Linked DNA regions of Mus musculus: all the other regions are linked to region 3. A link is a loop called in an ENCODE intact Hi-C map of the cell type or tissue named here. Cell type or tissue: heart. All regions are shown on one strand.

Evidence for each region. Hi-C counts contacts between places; a loop is a spot of excess contacts. Peaks named below come from ENCODE experiments on the same cell type or tissue, not always from the same donor. Only the 100,000 strongest peaks of a DNase experiment are listed, where the experiment ranks them.
Region 1: it touches region 3 in a loop (5-fold over the local background); 37 of 42 quality-filtered maps call a loop at or near these places.
Region 2: it touches region 3 in a loop (4-fold over the local background); 6 of 42 quality-filtered maps call a loop at or near these places.

What each region holds. Positions count from the first base shown.
Region 1 is chr8:47,864,843-47,869,842 of GRCm38, reverse strand. Wwc2 (WW, C2 and coiled-coil domain containing 2) reads left to right here. Exons shown (of 23, transcript NM_133791.5): 10 at 1-64; 11 at 1,052-1,671. Among named protein-coding and RNA genes, the nearest start is that of Cldn22, 43 kb to the right of the region's middle. In heart, a CTCF peak has its summit at 2,565 (motif pointing left); a DNase peak (open chromatin) is centred at 2,572.
Region 2 is chr8:47,929,864-47,934,863 of GRCm38, reverse strand. The region is part of intron 1 of Wwc2 (WW, C2 and coiled-coil domain containing 2); the gene reads left to right. Among named protein-coding and RNA genes, the nearest start is that of Gm39173, 17 kb to the left of the region's middle. In heart, a CTCF peak has its summit at 2,694; a DNase peak (open chromatin) is centred at 2,653; H3K4me3 peaks cover 867 bases; H3K27ac peaks cover 3,800 bases.
Region 3 is chr8:48,014,452-48,019,451 of GRCm38, reverse strand. No RefSeq gene overlaps it. Among named protein-coding and RNA genes, the nearest start is that of Gm32052, 7.4 kb to the right of the region's middle. In heart, no CTCF peak of the experiment used is centred here; a DNase peak (open chromatin) is centred at 2,721.

The sequences.
Region 1 (5,000 bases), 150 kb after region 3:
AGCTGCTACAGAAACTTGAAGAAACTACTAAGTTAACTACTTCCTTGTACTCGCAACTTCAAAGGTAAGCTAGCTATGTTCTTCAAGGGAACTGTTTCCCACAGCGTCCAGGCACGGCCTGGTCCTCTTTAGTTGGTTTTTAGCTGCTTAAAAGTGAACAAGTCAGTTACCCTCACTCAATTAATGTCTGAAGTACCAAATGCAGAAGTACATTTTCCCCTCCAAAATCCTTGTTTATATTTAGGATGCATTTTGAAATACCCCACAGAAAGAGGGTTGACTTTATCTGTCACTCAAGACTTGAGAAAATACCTTATCACAGCCGTTATCCCACCTGTTACCGACGAGCTGGAAGGTCCCTGTGAAATCGCTGATGTGACTTTCTGGCACGGCTTAGCATGTCACCCTGGCATTCCTGGTGAGCTGGGGCTCGGTGGCCTTCATAGGAAGCCTTTCTCCTTAGCGACAGAAGCTGCCCTGTATGAAGTATGAAGTGGCTGTGGATGACTCTGCAAGGCATTTGATTTTTTTTTTAAATTTAAATTTTGCAAAAGGTGCATCATTGGTAGTGGGAACGATAATCTTACTGTGAAGCCTTGGCTCGGCCTGAACTGGATATGTAGACCAGGCTGAACTTGACCTCAGAGGTCCACCTGGTTCTGAATCCTGAGTGTTGGGATTAAAGGTGTACACCGCTTTACCCGCTTGGATCATTAAATTTTTAAAAGACTAGTTAATGTATGTATGTATTTTTGAGACAGAGACTCTCTGTGTAGCTATCCTAGAGCTGGCTATGTGGACTAGGCTATCCTTGAACTCAGATATCTGTCTGCCTCTGAAGTTCTAGGATTAAAGGCGTGCGCCACCACTCCTGGTAGCTGTGATTGATGAGGTGTATGTGGAGAGCCAGGTTGGTGACAGTAGTGAGTGGGTAGGGAAGTCTGTGTTCCAGTAGAGACGTCCTCTGCCTGGGCTGTGGGAGCCACCGGGGCCTGTAGCTGTGTTTGTTGTGGAACGCAGAGTTTACAGTGTGTTGTTCTCCTGTTTCCAGCCTCTCCTCCAGCACACTGTCCATGTCATCTGGGAGCAGTCTAGGGTCCCTGGCCTCCAGTCGGGGCTCTCTGAACACCTCCAGCAGGGGGTCACTCAACTCCCTCAGTTCCAGTGAACTCTATTACAGCAGCCAGGGCGACCAGATGGACACAGACTATCAGTATAAACTGGACTTCCTTCTTCAAGAGAAGGGTGGCTACATTCCTTCCGGACCCATCACCACCATCCACGAAAATGAGGTGGTCAAGTCCCCCAGCCAGCCCGGCCAGAGTGGGCTCTGTGGGGTGGGAGTGACAGCCAGCAGCCACACAACCCCACTGACGGAGGCCTCCAAGTCAGTGGCATCCCTGTCCTCCAGGTCCTCTCTCTCCTCCTTGTCGCCTCCCGGCTCTCCTCTTGTCCTGGACAGCGTATTTCCAGGGTCCTCCCATGACACCTCTCCACACCAGTTCCCTACCGACTTTGAGGACTGCGAGCTGAGTCGCCGCTTTGCTGACGTTGGCCTTGGTGAAAACCAGGCCTTGCTGGATTCAGACTCGGGAGGAGCATCCCAACCTCTCCTTGAGGATAAAGGCCTGAGCGATTGCCCTGGGGAGCTGCTGTGTGAGGGCGCAACAGGTAAGTGCAGACCCTCGCTTTGCCACCACCCCCAAGCCATTTTAGGAAGGATTGCACTGCTCTTCTTCATATAAAGAAAGTATACGGTCCTCTTTCTCCCCGGTGTCCTTTAAGGAGTATTTATTCTATACTTGGACTTTTTTTCCTTTGTCAAATATAAATTGCTTTTCCAGATAGGGGGATATATTTAGCTCAGTGGTACTGGGGTGTCAAACCCAGGGCCTTGCACATGCTAGGCATCCTGTCTACCACGAGGAGGTGGTGCAGTCTATGAACTATGAAGATCAGTTCAGATCCTCATCAGCAACAGAAAAGCAACTGCAACAACTCACTCCTGTCTTCCCAGGTAGGGAGGCAGAGGTGTGTGTGTTGTGGGGGCACCCCAGGCCTTCCTGGCCAAGCCAGACAGATCTGCAGAGCTCCCACACACTCGATGAGACTCCCCAAAAGTAAGGTGGAGAGTTACTGAAGACACCCGGTGTCAACTGCCAACCTAGACATACAAGCACACATGTTTACAGACTGTGCATACAGACACATCCGTGTACATACTCAAAACATACTGCCTTCCTCTTTACTAGACTCCGCTGCTCTGTGGTCCAGGGCTGCTCTGTGGGAGGGAGATGCCTACGATGGGTTTTGTCAGCAGGCCACCCTTCCACCTGGATCCTGGTTCAGAAACAGCAAAGAGGCGAGGGCGTTCTCTTTCAAATCGACCCGAAACAGATGAAAACAAAGTCATTTAGCATATTTGCTAATTAACACGAAGGTTCAGTGTGTAGCTTGCTCGGGGAATTCTATATAAACACAGGTTTTGGTGTGTGCCAGCCTCCTCTTCTGCCCAAGTTCCTTAGCAGCTGCAACTCAGTGTCCAGCGTTGCTCTGCCACCTGCTGGCGGCTCTCACCACTGCAGCTCTGGAGGAGATGGGCAGAGCAGGGCCTTCCTCACTGTATGCTGTGTTCTGTTGATGGTCCGCTCTGTTGGTCTTGAGGCAAGCGAACTCTCTGCTCCTGCAGGCAGTCCTGTGCAGTCAGTGTGCTTTGGCCTCTGTAGAACCTGGTCCTTGCTGGTTTAAGAAGATTTTTTTTTCCTTTGTATGCACAAGTGTTGGAATCCTATGTATTAATTGATTGGCCGGTTGTCATCTTTAAAGATGCATACAGCTTGGCGTAGGGCTTTCTGACACTGACTGCTGGAGTTCTGTGTTCTCATTAGTGTCCTGGGATGGAGGAAACCTTTTTATAATTTGCATGCCCTCTTTCAGAGAGGTGCCAACACTACAGTTTAAATGCCTATATAAAGTAAAAGACCACACACACACACACACACTTGCATGTAAACACATGGGAGAGGTGTCCATAGCGGCTCTCACATCAGAGAACCACTGTGGGGCCTCCCGGGGGCCTGTGTAAGACGTGCAGTGGACGCCTCACTGTGCCTGTGCCTACACTCTTCACTATACTCAGGGCTGTTTTGGCGAGCATGCTCCCCTGTCTTCAAGACCCGTTCCTCCTCTGCAGTCACCCTCACAGAATTCAAGGGGTTAACGCCAAGGGAGCCTGCCTGGCACACACACACACTCAGTGCGTGGAAATCATGCACACAGGTGCACGGCACTGCCCATACAGCGCTGCAGGTTGGGCACAAAAGAAAAAGCCCAGCGCTCTGTGGATATGCCGTCCTTCTTGCCTTTTTTGCCTTTCAGGCCCTGACACTCTCTGAGTATCTTCAACTGATTTTTGCACTTTTTATATTTGGAATATTCTCTAGTCAACATTTCTCAATATCCTGTCACCATGGAGAACCCAGTACCTGAGGGGAGATGCTGAGACTTGGGGAGAGTCCCGAGAACTTCAGCCCAAGGTCCCTCACAGTGATCCTGAGTCCCCAGTTGAGTGGCAGAGTGCTTGCCTGCAACACCTGTCGCCCTGGGTTCCATCTTGTACCCCAAGACTTGAAGAAGTGCACATGAGGGCTTTGTTTGAGGTTTGCTTCCCATTCCCTGTCTGAAAACAGCAGAAGGCATGCTGTCCAAGCATCCAGGCTAACATCAGAGCACCAGTGCATGGCCTATTCGAGGAGCAGCGTCCCACCTCTTAAAGGGAGGGTGCGCTTGGAAGGACCCTTTTTCTGAGGACCTATGCCATGAAGCTGAGTCCCTGTTTGCTTCTCTGCACCAATCCCTGCTGAATGACAGAAACCAAGGTGGCATAACCATGAAGTCTTCCCACAGTCAGTCTCTGTCATTGTCAGAGTCAGTTTTCAGTCTGCCTCCGTTATTCCTGCGGGGAATCAATAAATCATGCCGCCACCTCAGCCCTCACACAAGGGGGTGGCAAAGGGAAGGCACTTCATCATCAAGGAAAAAGCATCCCCACCGCAGAAACGAGAGAGAATGCAGCAGTCAATCCTGCAATCTGAAACCTTAAAACTTAAACATCTTAACGGATGTAAAGTCACGACTCAGAGGGGGGCCGGGACGCACGCCACTGGCCCCTAGGCTCACTCACTGGAGGATGAAAGTCACTCCTCGGGCTTGCAGCTTATTACAGTATAGAGCGGGCTTTAAATGCGTGCTCCTTGCACCCTGCAGGATGCTGGTGTATGAATATGAGTTTAGAGATAAAAGCTCTAAGTGGTAGCTGCTGCTAAAGATTCAGTAGCACCAAGAAAAAAAAAAGAAAAGAAAAGTTGTTTTGTTTTTTAGTGATATTGCTAGCTGGTGAGAATTCCTCTAAGTCAAAGATGTTTTCTCTTTCGTTTCTGATAGAAGAGTAACGCGGATGGAGCAGTCAGTGTAGAGAGCAAACTCTTTCATAGCTGCAGTAGTTGAAGAAAGAGTAGCACCAGTGCTTGGTGGGAGCCACGCTCACTTTCCAGTGTTGGAGTGGCTGATGAAAGCCCAAGCAGAGAAGCTGGGAGAGTGGGAATTCTATATCCCTTGCCTTAAAGTAATGTAGGGCAAAGACCCGTGAGATGGTCAGGGGGTTAAGGCAGCTGCACCCCAGACTGACGGACAGTCTGAATTTCATCCCCAGGGCCCACATGATGGCAGGAGTTCTCCTCTGACCTCCACGAGTGCATCATACACACGCATGCGCACACTTGCTTACATAAACATGCCTTCTATTGGTATCTAATAGTGGTGGGCCTGGAGAGCTGCTGCCTCAGTGGTTAAGAGCAGTCGATGCTCTCGCAGAGAACTGGAATTCAGTTCCCAGAATCCACATGGTGGCCACAACCGCCAGTAACTCCCGACTATCCACCCACTGCCACCATGGGTACTGCATGCACATGGTGTATTTCTATAAATGCCGGCAAAGCACG
Region 2 (5,000 bases), 85 kb after region 3:
TTTTCAGCAGGATTGCTTGGACTTGAGTCTTTCGTGTTTTTATATGAATTTTAGGGTGATTGTTTTCCTATTTCTGTGAGGAATGTCATTGGTATTTTGATGGGGATTGCATTGAATCTATAGATTACTTTCAGTAACATTTCCATTTCACAGTATCTATCAATTCTGCCAATCCATGAGCATGACACGCCTTTCCATTTTCTAGTTCCCTCACTTCCTTTCGTCAGGGTTTTGTATCTGGTAATTTGTTATTGGTGGTGTCTTTCAGCTTGTTGGTTAGACTTATTCCTAGATGGTGGTAGTTGTTGAGGCTGTGATGAAATGTTCTTAATTCCATTCTCAGGAAGTCCATCATGGCCTGAATAAAAACTACATATTTTTAATATGGCTGCTTTGCTAAATTTGTGTATTAGTTCCAAGCGCCTTTTGGTGGGGGCTTTGGGGGCTTCGTATATAATTGTGTAGTCTGAAAATGGGGTAGCTAATCTCAGCCATTCTGCTCTTTTTTTCTAGTCAGATCCAGGGACTAATGACCTTTCTTCCCAGTAATTTACTTTGGCTAGTGATTAAGAGCAGAAATGGTATGCGTGTCCCCGTCCCTCCCGTTTCTGATGCTTGTTCCGGTTGGAGGTGTGGACATCTAAGGTGCAGTCAGGGATGCTGAGCCACGCGGAGGCTCACTGTCTGGAGAGGCAGCTTCGACAATGCTGGGCTTGGCTTGAGGGAGGAGGATATGAGATGTGGAGGGTTTTGCTGCAGCAGGGCCTGGCCTTCATGACACACACAGCTTTTAGTGATATTAAAGGAGGAGACACAAAGGACTGTGTGCAAGCTGTGCACTAGGGAGTGTGCAGCAGTACTCAGGCACAGCCTGTGTATCACTGGGGCACCCTCAGCAGCCCGCCTTTCCTCTTGGCCCTTAGTTAGCATTCCATGGTACAACTCAATCCGTCCCCAGCCCGACAAATGTCAGCCCAGTGCCTGGGCTTCTCCGAAACGACCTGCAAGGGAACTGGGGAAGCTTGCTCTCAGTGAGTTCACATTGCCTCCATTTTTTTTGTTTCTGACAAGGCACCTTTTCTGTAAGCTGCACCAGATGCTGGCCTGCAAGTCTCCAGCGCCTCTGGTTGAGCCTCTGCAGAGAATTGATTCTTCCCTCCCTGCCAGCTCTGGTGCGCTGTTTCCTAACTGGCTTCCCAGGCGCAGGCTACAGTGAAGTCTTGGAAGCTGGAAGCCCATTTCAGGCTCTTGCAGTGCGATTTGATCTGCTTCTGGGCTTTTTCTTTGGTGACTTGGTTTCCCCATTTTTCTGGTTTGCTAAGTCACCTCTCTACCATTTCTCTGTTACCCCTAATTAAGGTGCTCTTGTCTATGACCCCTCCTTTATTCCTTTGCATTTATGGTTTTTTTTTAAGTTTTTGTTTATTTTTATTTTTTGTGTGTGATTGTTTGCCTAACTTTACATCAGTGTACCTTGTGTATGCAGTGCCCTCAGGCTAGAAGAGGTCACCTGGTCCCCTGGGACTAGAGTTAGTGACAGTTGTGAGCCACCATGTTTGTTTCCTTTCAGAAGTTTATTTCCCTTCATAGTTCAATTGAGCCAGGTGTAGTGGCGAATACCTTTAGTTCCAGCACTTGGGAGGCAGAGCCAGGCAGATCTCTGTGAGTTCGAGGAGCTTCGAACTGGTCTATAGAGTGAGTTCTAGAACAGCTGTTCCAAAGCTACTATACAGAGAAACCCTGTCTCAAGGGAAAATAATTCAGTTGAGATAAATACTCAGTTTGACATTCCTAATTCATCGGAATAGAGCAAATCCTTAAGTCATTTATTTTATGTTGTTTTGAGTTTTGGTTCTATCTAATTTTGAACATACTTGTTCCTATAGAATCGGCTAAATTACTAAAGATATGTCCCTGATAAGGAGGGGTTGGTGAAAGCCGGCAGGGACAGAACATCTTTTATTGTTCACTGATGATAGTGGTCTTTCCTAACTCCTGTGCTACTTACTGCTCTAAGCCTCAGCGAGGCTCTGGTCTGCGTGGCTCATCAGCTTTTAGAATAAAGGGACGGTGTTTCTGTGAGCAGCTCTATCTAGAGCTCGCCTGGCCCAGCCCAGCCCATGTCACCTTGCGTGTCACCTTGTCCCCTGTGCCTGCACTCAGCCTCATGGCTTTTGTTTGCCTCAAATGGAGTCTGAGGCTAAGCTCAAAGGGCATGCATTTTTGTTTATGACTAAGGGCTGATCTCTGAAGTTATCAGACATTCCTCACATTCCATATGTCTAACTTTTAGTGCTTGGCGGATCTGGTGCTATGCCAGAAGAAAACACAGGCTAGCGAGGAGGAGGAAACACCACAGTGGAGAAATCCAGCCATATGTTTACCTAGCAAAGCACGCGTGCAGTATGGAATGGATTTGTAGCATGTCAATGCCATTCCTTAGGCTGCTTAGCAGCATTGCTCACTTTTCTGATATTTGAGTCTTGAAATTCCAATCTAGGAGCTTTAGAAAAACCCGTGATTCTTTCCATCTGTGTGCATGTTGTTCTCAGGGCCAGCGCTCGGTGCTGTAGTACAATAGCAAAGGCTAGTGGTATTGTGGGAGTGACTCTGTGTGACGGATGGGCGTCATCAGTACAGATGTGGTCCACAGAGTCAGACACACTGAGTGCTGAAGGAGGAGCGCCACCTTTTGTTTGTCTTCCCAACCCTGCGGGAGAAGGGACTGTGCAGAGGGAAAATGGCATCAGCGAGTCAAGCACGGAGGGGTCTGTGACAGACAGCACACTCGCATTGGTCCACACTGCTAAGGAAATAAACAGCTGGTAAACTCTAGTGACCCCTTGCTTATATAGCAAGTCAACTGAAGATGCAAGTCCAGAAGCACTCATGCAAACCATCACATGGCCAGTCTGTCACTAAAACGTGTTGCGGAACCTCCAGTCTGCCTTGGCCAAATATTACATATACTACAAAGACATCAAATTGGATTCTAATGTCGATAACTTAAATGCAGATTTTAAAAATATTTCAATCAGAAATTTAAATAAAAGTCTGAATTTTTTTTTTTTTGCCCTTTTTTTCTGGCATTCATCAGGATTTAGGGAAAGTAAATAAGAAAGTTCCCTCATCTTATATAAAATATCTGTGTAGACATTCTGTAGAATCTGGCTGTAATTGAATTATATCTAAATTAAAAAGCCTTTAGCCAGTGTTCCTAAGAAACCCAGCAATGTTTATGGATGCAGATGTCCCTTCCCTACGTGCCCACACCCTGGCACAATACGCCTGCACACACAGTACGCCTGTACAGGCAGTATGCCTGCACACACAGCAAGCCTGCACACACAGCACGCCTGCTTCTGGCTGTGCTTTCCCTCCAGCGTGAGCAGCTGCAGGTGTGTAGAAGCTGCCGGACTCGTTTACCTTCTCAAAGCTTCCTTTGGAAGAGTCAGACTGGACTTAATTGTCTGGGAATCTGCTGTGATGCCTTCGTGGCCTTCAGTGCTGGGTGCCTATATGAAATGAGAGGTATCTGCGGGATGCAGGAAGAGCACTGACTGCAGTTCCATGGGGACCAGTTAGGTGACGTCCTGTCAGTGAATGATCATGCTTCACTAACTAGCTAGATATCTGATATATCTCAGCACTCCTTCCTGAAAAGCTTCACGGCCATGGCAACCCAAAACTTTCTCCGGTCCAGCACCTTGTTCCCATCACTCACCCACACAGTTTATGCGTGTGTGTAGCTGTGTGACAGGTGCCACCCTTCTGAGTTCACCTTTATAAACCTACATCGGACAACATACCAGTCCGTATCTAACCTAGAGCTTATCCAAGGCTACTTGATACGGCGTTGTTTGAGGATGATTAAAATTCCCATCAGCACCAGGCTGTACTGCAAAGTCCAGTCTGTGATCTCACGGTGAAGGAAGTAATATGACAAGTGAAAGGTCAACCCCAGTGTGTTGCTGATGTACAACACAGGCTCCAGGGAAGGTCTAGAGAGACAGCTACTTGTTGTAGAAGGTACTTCTGAAGAGAAGAGCGTGGGAACTGAGTATCTGCTACAATGATGCAGTGTTTAACAAAGAAGGTGCAGTCTTGTAATTTCCTGGTAACATTGCAGTATTTTGGTTTGTTTGTTTGTTTGTTTGTTTGTTTGTTTTGTTGACTATGTAGTCCTGGCTGTTCTGGAACTCACTCTGTAAACCATGCTAGCCTCAAACTCCCGGAGCTCTGCCTGCTTCTGCCTCCCGAGTGCTGGGAGTCAAGGCGTGGGACACCGTCCCTGGTTCCTGTTGACATTTTGCAGAACAAGATCTAAAAAACTGTGTTCAAGAGACCACAGCTGCTGTGTGGAGAAGGGAGCACAGAGGGACTAAACCTTGGTCGCAGTTCCGGAGCAGACACGCCAGTGGCTTTGATTCCAGAGAGTCAGCCTATAGGGCTTTGATGGACTCAGTAACTGGCTGTTGGAGGAGGAAGCATCCCGGCCTGAGTGTCTGAGTTCCTGCTGCTGCTGCCGTTTTCTAAGATCAGATTGTGTGTGGGGACAGATGGAGGTGAGGGATGGAACTTTGGAGGGGGCATCACGGGTTGCAGTCTGTGTGAGTTAGGTTTGCTGTGGTCGTAGGTGGTCCTGTAGCACTGTCAGGTGGAAACAGCTGGCTGGAAATCACGTGTCCACTTGTTGTTTTCCCTTCAGGTCTGTCTGTCAAGCACCTCACATCTTGCTAGGTGCCTGGCATACAAAGATGAAAAACCAGTAGAACGTCTGTGGACTGAACAAACCGAGAAATGCAAACACAGTGAAAATATTTGAATGGGAAAAAGATTTTCCAAGCTTATAAAATGTCTCTAATTGGTGTCATCCCAGAGACGAGGAAGGCACTTAAGTTAATTTTAAAGATGAAATCTTAAAGGACAAACACGCTGAAAAGGAGAACCGGGCAGAAGATGGGCATTGGAAGGAGAGAGGATGCTGGCGCTGGCGCCTC
Region 3 (5,000 bases):
TTACTGCTATACCAGCCTAGCTTGCTTGCAAAGTTCCAGGTCCTTTCCATCTCCTGCATGCAGCTTTTTACTCAGGTGCTGGGGGTCCAAGTTCAGGCAGTTGTGGCACGTGCTTTCACCCCGAGGTCCTTCGCTTGTGCTTGTTTGAACGACTAAGACACTGGGTTCACTTTGAGTATAGTGCGTTTGTTAGACGCCTGTGGGTTTCTTTGCTCCTAATTCTCCTTCCAGTTCTCCTGCTAAATCATCGAGGCAGTGGGGACGTGGGGGGATGGCGTCTGGGGGGGTGGCATCCCTCCCTTCTATTTTCCACTTACTTTAAAGTTGTAGGTTTACTTTCATTCATTTAGGAGCTACCCTTAAATGGTCACGATGTGTCTGTGACCTACAACAGAAAGTCAGTAAACATCCTGACCCCATTCCCAGATATGGCCAGGATGTAAGAATATATTTTAAAGCCATCATAATGTATGTCCTCCTTACCATCATCACCATCACCACCACTATCATCATCATTACCATCATTATGGACGGTCCTCTTCACATTTAATTCAAACACTCTTCTTTACTTTTTGTTGTTGCTGTTGTTGGTTTGTTTTGTTTTGTTTTGTTTTGTTTGTAACTTGGTCTTTCCGAGTGAGTATAGTTTTCTTCTCCAGGGAGAAGTGATTTTCTTGGTGATGGTATCTTTGGCTGTTAAAAGCTAAAGTGTAGAAATGTGATTGGTAATTGGTATACCAATTACCAATGGTGTACCGATGGTACACACACTTAGTTCCAGCACTGGGGAGGCAGAGGCAGGTGGATCTCTGTGAGTTCCAGGCCAGCCTGGTCTAGAAAGAATTCCAGGACAATTGAACTATGTAGAGAGACTCTGCCCTAAAGGAAAAAAAAAAAAAAAAAAAAAAAAAAAAGGAGGAAAGAAGGAGGGAGAAAGGAAGAAAGGAAAATGACCACAGTGAGTGCTGGTTTGTATATGCTTGGCCCAGGGCGTGGCACTATTAGAAGGTGTGGCCCTGTTGGAGTAGGTGTGTCACTGTGTGTATGGGCTTTAAGACCTACATCCTAGCTGCTTGGAAGCCAGTATTCCACTAGCAGCCTTCAGATGAAGATGTAGAACTCTCAGCTCCTCTTGCACCATGCCTGCCTGGATGCTGCCATGCTCCTTCCTGCCTTGATGATAATGGGCTGAACCTCTGAACCTGTAAGCCAGCCCCAGTTAAATAGTGTCCTTTATAAGTGCTGCCTTGGTCATGGTGTCTGTTCACAGCAGTAAAACACTAACCAAGACACCCACCGTAGTTTCTATAGAAGACAAGTTGACGCTGGCATGTCTATATCAAAATCATAATTGCACAATTGCACACACCCTTTGTCTGAGCCACCCGCCAAAAACTCTGGAGATTTCTGGGAAGGTAACACGATCCACGGCATGATTAGTCCTGACGGTTGTTCATTTTGCTTGCAAGTAAAAACATTTTGCCCTTGAAGCAAACAGAACTCCGGTTTCCTCTTCTACTTATTTACATTTTAATTTTATGTGTATAAGTGTTTTGCTTACATGTTTATTGCACGAGAATGCCTGGTACCCAGGGAAGCTGGGAAGGGGTGTTGGATCCCCTAGAACTGGAGGTACAGAAGGCTGTGAGCCTCCATGTGGGTGCTGGGAATTGAACCTATGTCCTCTGGAAGAGCAGTCAGTGCTCTTAACCATTGAGCCATCTCTCCAGCCCTGCAAACGGAATTCTGAATCTGTGAAGTCCCTCTTGGTTTCTGTGGTTGTGCTTGTGGCCTCTTTGGAGTTTTATAACCACCATTGCCTGGCAATGTTCTGCACTCGCATCCCATTTTAAGCGCATTGAAGAAAAAAAATCATGTTATTTAAAGTGCATGATAAATTACTCTGTGGAGTAGCAAATACTTTTTGATTAGAAACAAAACAGCCTTCGATTTATCTGCTTTTCAGCTGCAGAAAATGGCCATGGTGAAGTAGCCCACAGTTCCAAAGCTTTTAAGCTATTTGTTCAAATTCAAAATAAATTCTTCCTAAAAACAGTTTTATTAGTAATGATTATATTTGCAAACACCCCTAAGAAGGCTGATTCAATCCACAGTGAGTTGAAGTGATTTGAATATTTATGATAAAAGTAGTAAGAAGCAACATTTATTATTTCTAGAAAATTGAAAATGGAGGAGACGGGTCGGTCCTTTTTCCTCTATGTCTGCGCCTCATTAAAAAAAAAAATGAGTGGGAGACACACAAAGAGCTAGGTACAAAGACAAAGAAGGAGATTTGGGGAGAACGCTATCTGGAGCCTTCTGAGGACTTTAGAAGTTCGCAAAAGAAAATTTTTTTTAAATTTATCTGAAGGAATGCTGGACAACATAACACTCGTGCTTTAAAGTCGTGGTTAGTGTCACCGATGGTTCAAGAAAGGAATCTCCGAAAGAAGAAGCTGAACTGGGGAGGAGCCCAAGGATGGAGAGAGAAAGCTCAGAAGATCTTACGGGTTCCAAGAACGCAACTGTGTGGAATTAAACAGACTTAATTTCGAACAGTAAAACAAAGAAAGGTCGAAGGGATCCATACCTGTCCCCCAGAGTGATTGTCACATCCCCCTGGCCTTCCTAGAAATTCAATAAGAGTTCACTACCCAGAGTAGAACCCAGCCGAACTCTAGGTAGGATGCTCCAGCGTGTTTGGGGGGCAGATGTTAGTTACCCATTTTGACCACCAGGTGGCAGCAGCAACTCATGGCCCCTTGGTTGTCCCAACAAAAACCTGGGCATGCGGAAGTAGCTACATGTAGCTCAGAACATAAAGATTCATATGGCTTTTCTCTAATCAGGTGAAGTACGGCTGAAGCAATCTCGTTAACAGAATTCTGTTTCCAATGTAGTCTCTGCATATTGCCCCCCAAACACATTTCTACAATGAAGCTAAGCACACATGGAATCGGGTCGATCAGCTCCTTAACTAACCTGATAACCTCTATTTGATCTCCCAGGCCTCCATGGCGGACAGACCCAACTTCTGAAAGCTGTCCTCTGACCTCCACAAACGCTGTGTGTGTACACATGTACACACACGCACACCCGTGAACACACAAATACATATGTACAAATTTTTTATTAAAAAAAAAAAAACACATGTGCCGGGCAGTGGTCGCGCACGCCTTTAATCCCAGCACTCAGGAGGCAGAGGCAGGCAGATTTCTGAGTTCGAGGCCAGCCTGGTCTACAAAGTGAGTTCCAGGACAGTCAGGGCTACACAGAGAAACCCTGTCTCAAAAAGCCAAAAACAAAAAACAAACAAACAAACAAAAAAACATGCAATGGGTAATCTGTCAACAGTTTTGATGGTCGACGTTCAGGAACAACTATGGCTACACCATGACACCTTTTTAATTGTAGCCTTGAATTGACCTATTTCCCCAAATACAATTATTAGATGTTTCATTTTTTCAGGCTTAGTCATATATGGATATGCCTCTGGGTATAAATTTTTTTTTAAATCATGTAAAAATGATTAAAAACTATATTTACAGCTCCCAAAGGAGCCCTTTCTCAAAAACCTTCCTCCTAGTCCATGCTGAGAGATGGCACCAAAATAGCTTGAAAGTTGAAAGTAAATAATCAGAAAGTAAAACAAATTGTTCTTCTCCTCTTTTTTTTTTTTTTTTTTTTTTTTTTCGGTTTTTCAAGACAGGGTTTCTCTGTGTATCCTGGAACTCACTCTGTAGACCAGGCTGGCCTCGAACTCAGAAATCTGCCTGCCTCTGCCTCCTAAGTGCTGGGATTAAAGGCACGCACCACTGCTGCCTGGTAAAACAAATAGGTTTTTTTTTTTTCTTTTTCTTTTTCTTTTGAGACAGGGTTTCTCTGTGTAGCCCTGGCTGTCCTGGAACTCACTTTGTAGACCAGGCTGACCTCGAACTCAGAAATTCTCCTGCCTCTGCCTCCTGAGTGCTAGGATTAAAGGCGTGCGTTCTTAAGACTTGTTAATGGAGACTGACAGAAGCCATGAGAAAGACAAGAAACCTGGGAAATAGACTGTGGTTTTCTCTGTTGTAGTCTGGGGGATCAAACACATGGCCTCACACAGGACTAGGCTCCAACACCTGAGCCCTGCGTGTGTGGCTTTTTTTTTTTTTTTTTAAGACAGAATATTGACATTCAGGCCCAGGTCATTGGCCGTACAGAACTTGCATTTGATTGCAGTGGATGAAGTCTTACACTTCTGCTGGTTTCCAGAGTGATCCTTGACATGAACCATTAGAAACCGCTGGAGAGGGTATGGCAGCCTCGAAGTTCTAAGCCAAGGTGTATAAGGGTTGAAGACATCCAAATGACTGAGCTAACTCCACAGTCATTGTGTAACAGGGACTAAGAATGCATGGAGGTAAGATCTGTCTCTGGGCAGGACATGGTGACAAATGCTTTTAATGCCTGCACTCAGCGCGCAGAAGCAGGCAGATCTTTGTGAGCTCAAAACCAGCCTGGTCTCTATCGTGAGTTCCAGGCTAGCCAGGGCTACCAAGTGAGACCCAGCCTCAAAACAAAACTGTGGAAAAATAGCTGACTTAGTTTGGGTTTTATTGCTGTAAAGAGACACCATGACCCCAGCAACTTTTATAAGGAAACATTTCACTGGGGCTGGCTTACAGTTCAGAGGTTCCGTCATGGTTATCTTCATGGCAGGGGGGCATGTCAGCACACAGGCAGACATGGTGCTGGCTGGCGAGGTAGCTGGGAGTTCTGCATCTGGATGGGCAGGCAGCAGGAAAAGACAGTGAACTTCTGAAACTTCAAAGCTCACCCCCAGTGACAACACACCTACTCCAGCAAGGCCATGCCCACTCCAGCAAGGCCACGCCTACTCCAGCAAGGCCATTCACCCTAATCCTTTCCAATCACGCCATTCCTTATGAGTCATTTTCATTCGAACGCACCACAATAGCATTTGTGCAGAAACTCAGAATTGCCTTCATTTTATTTCC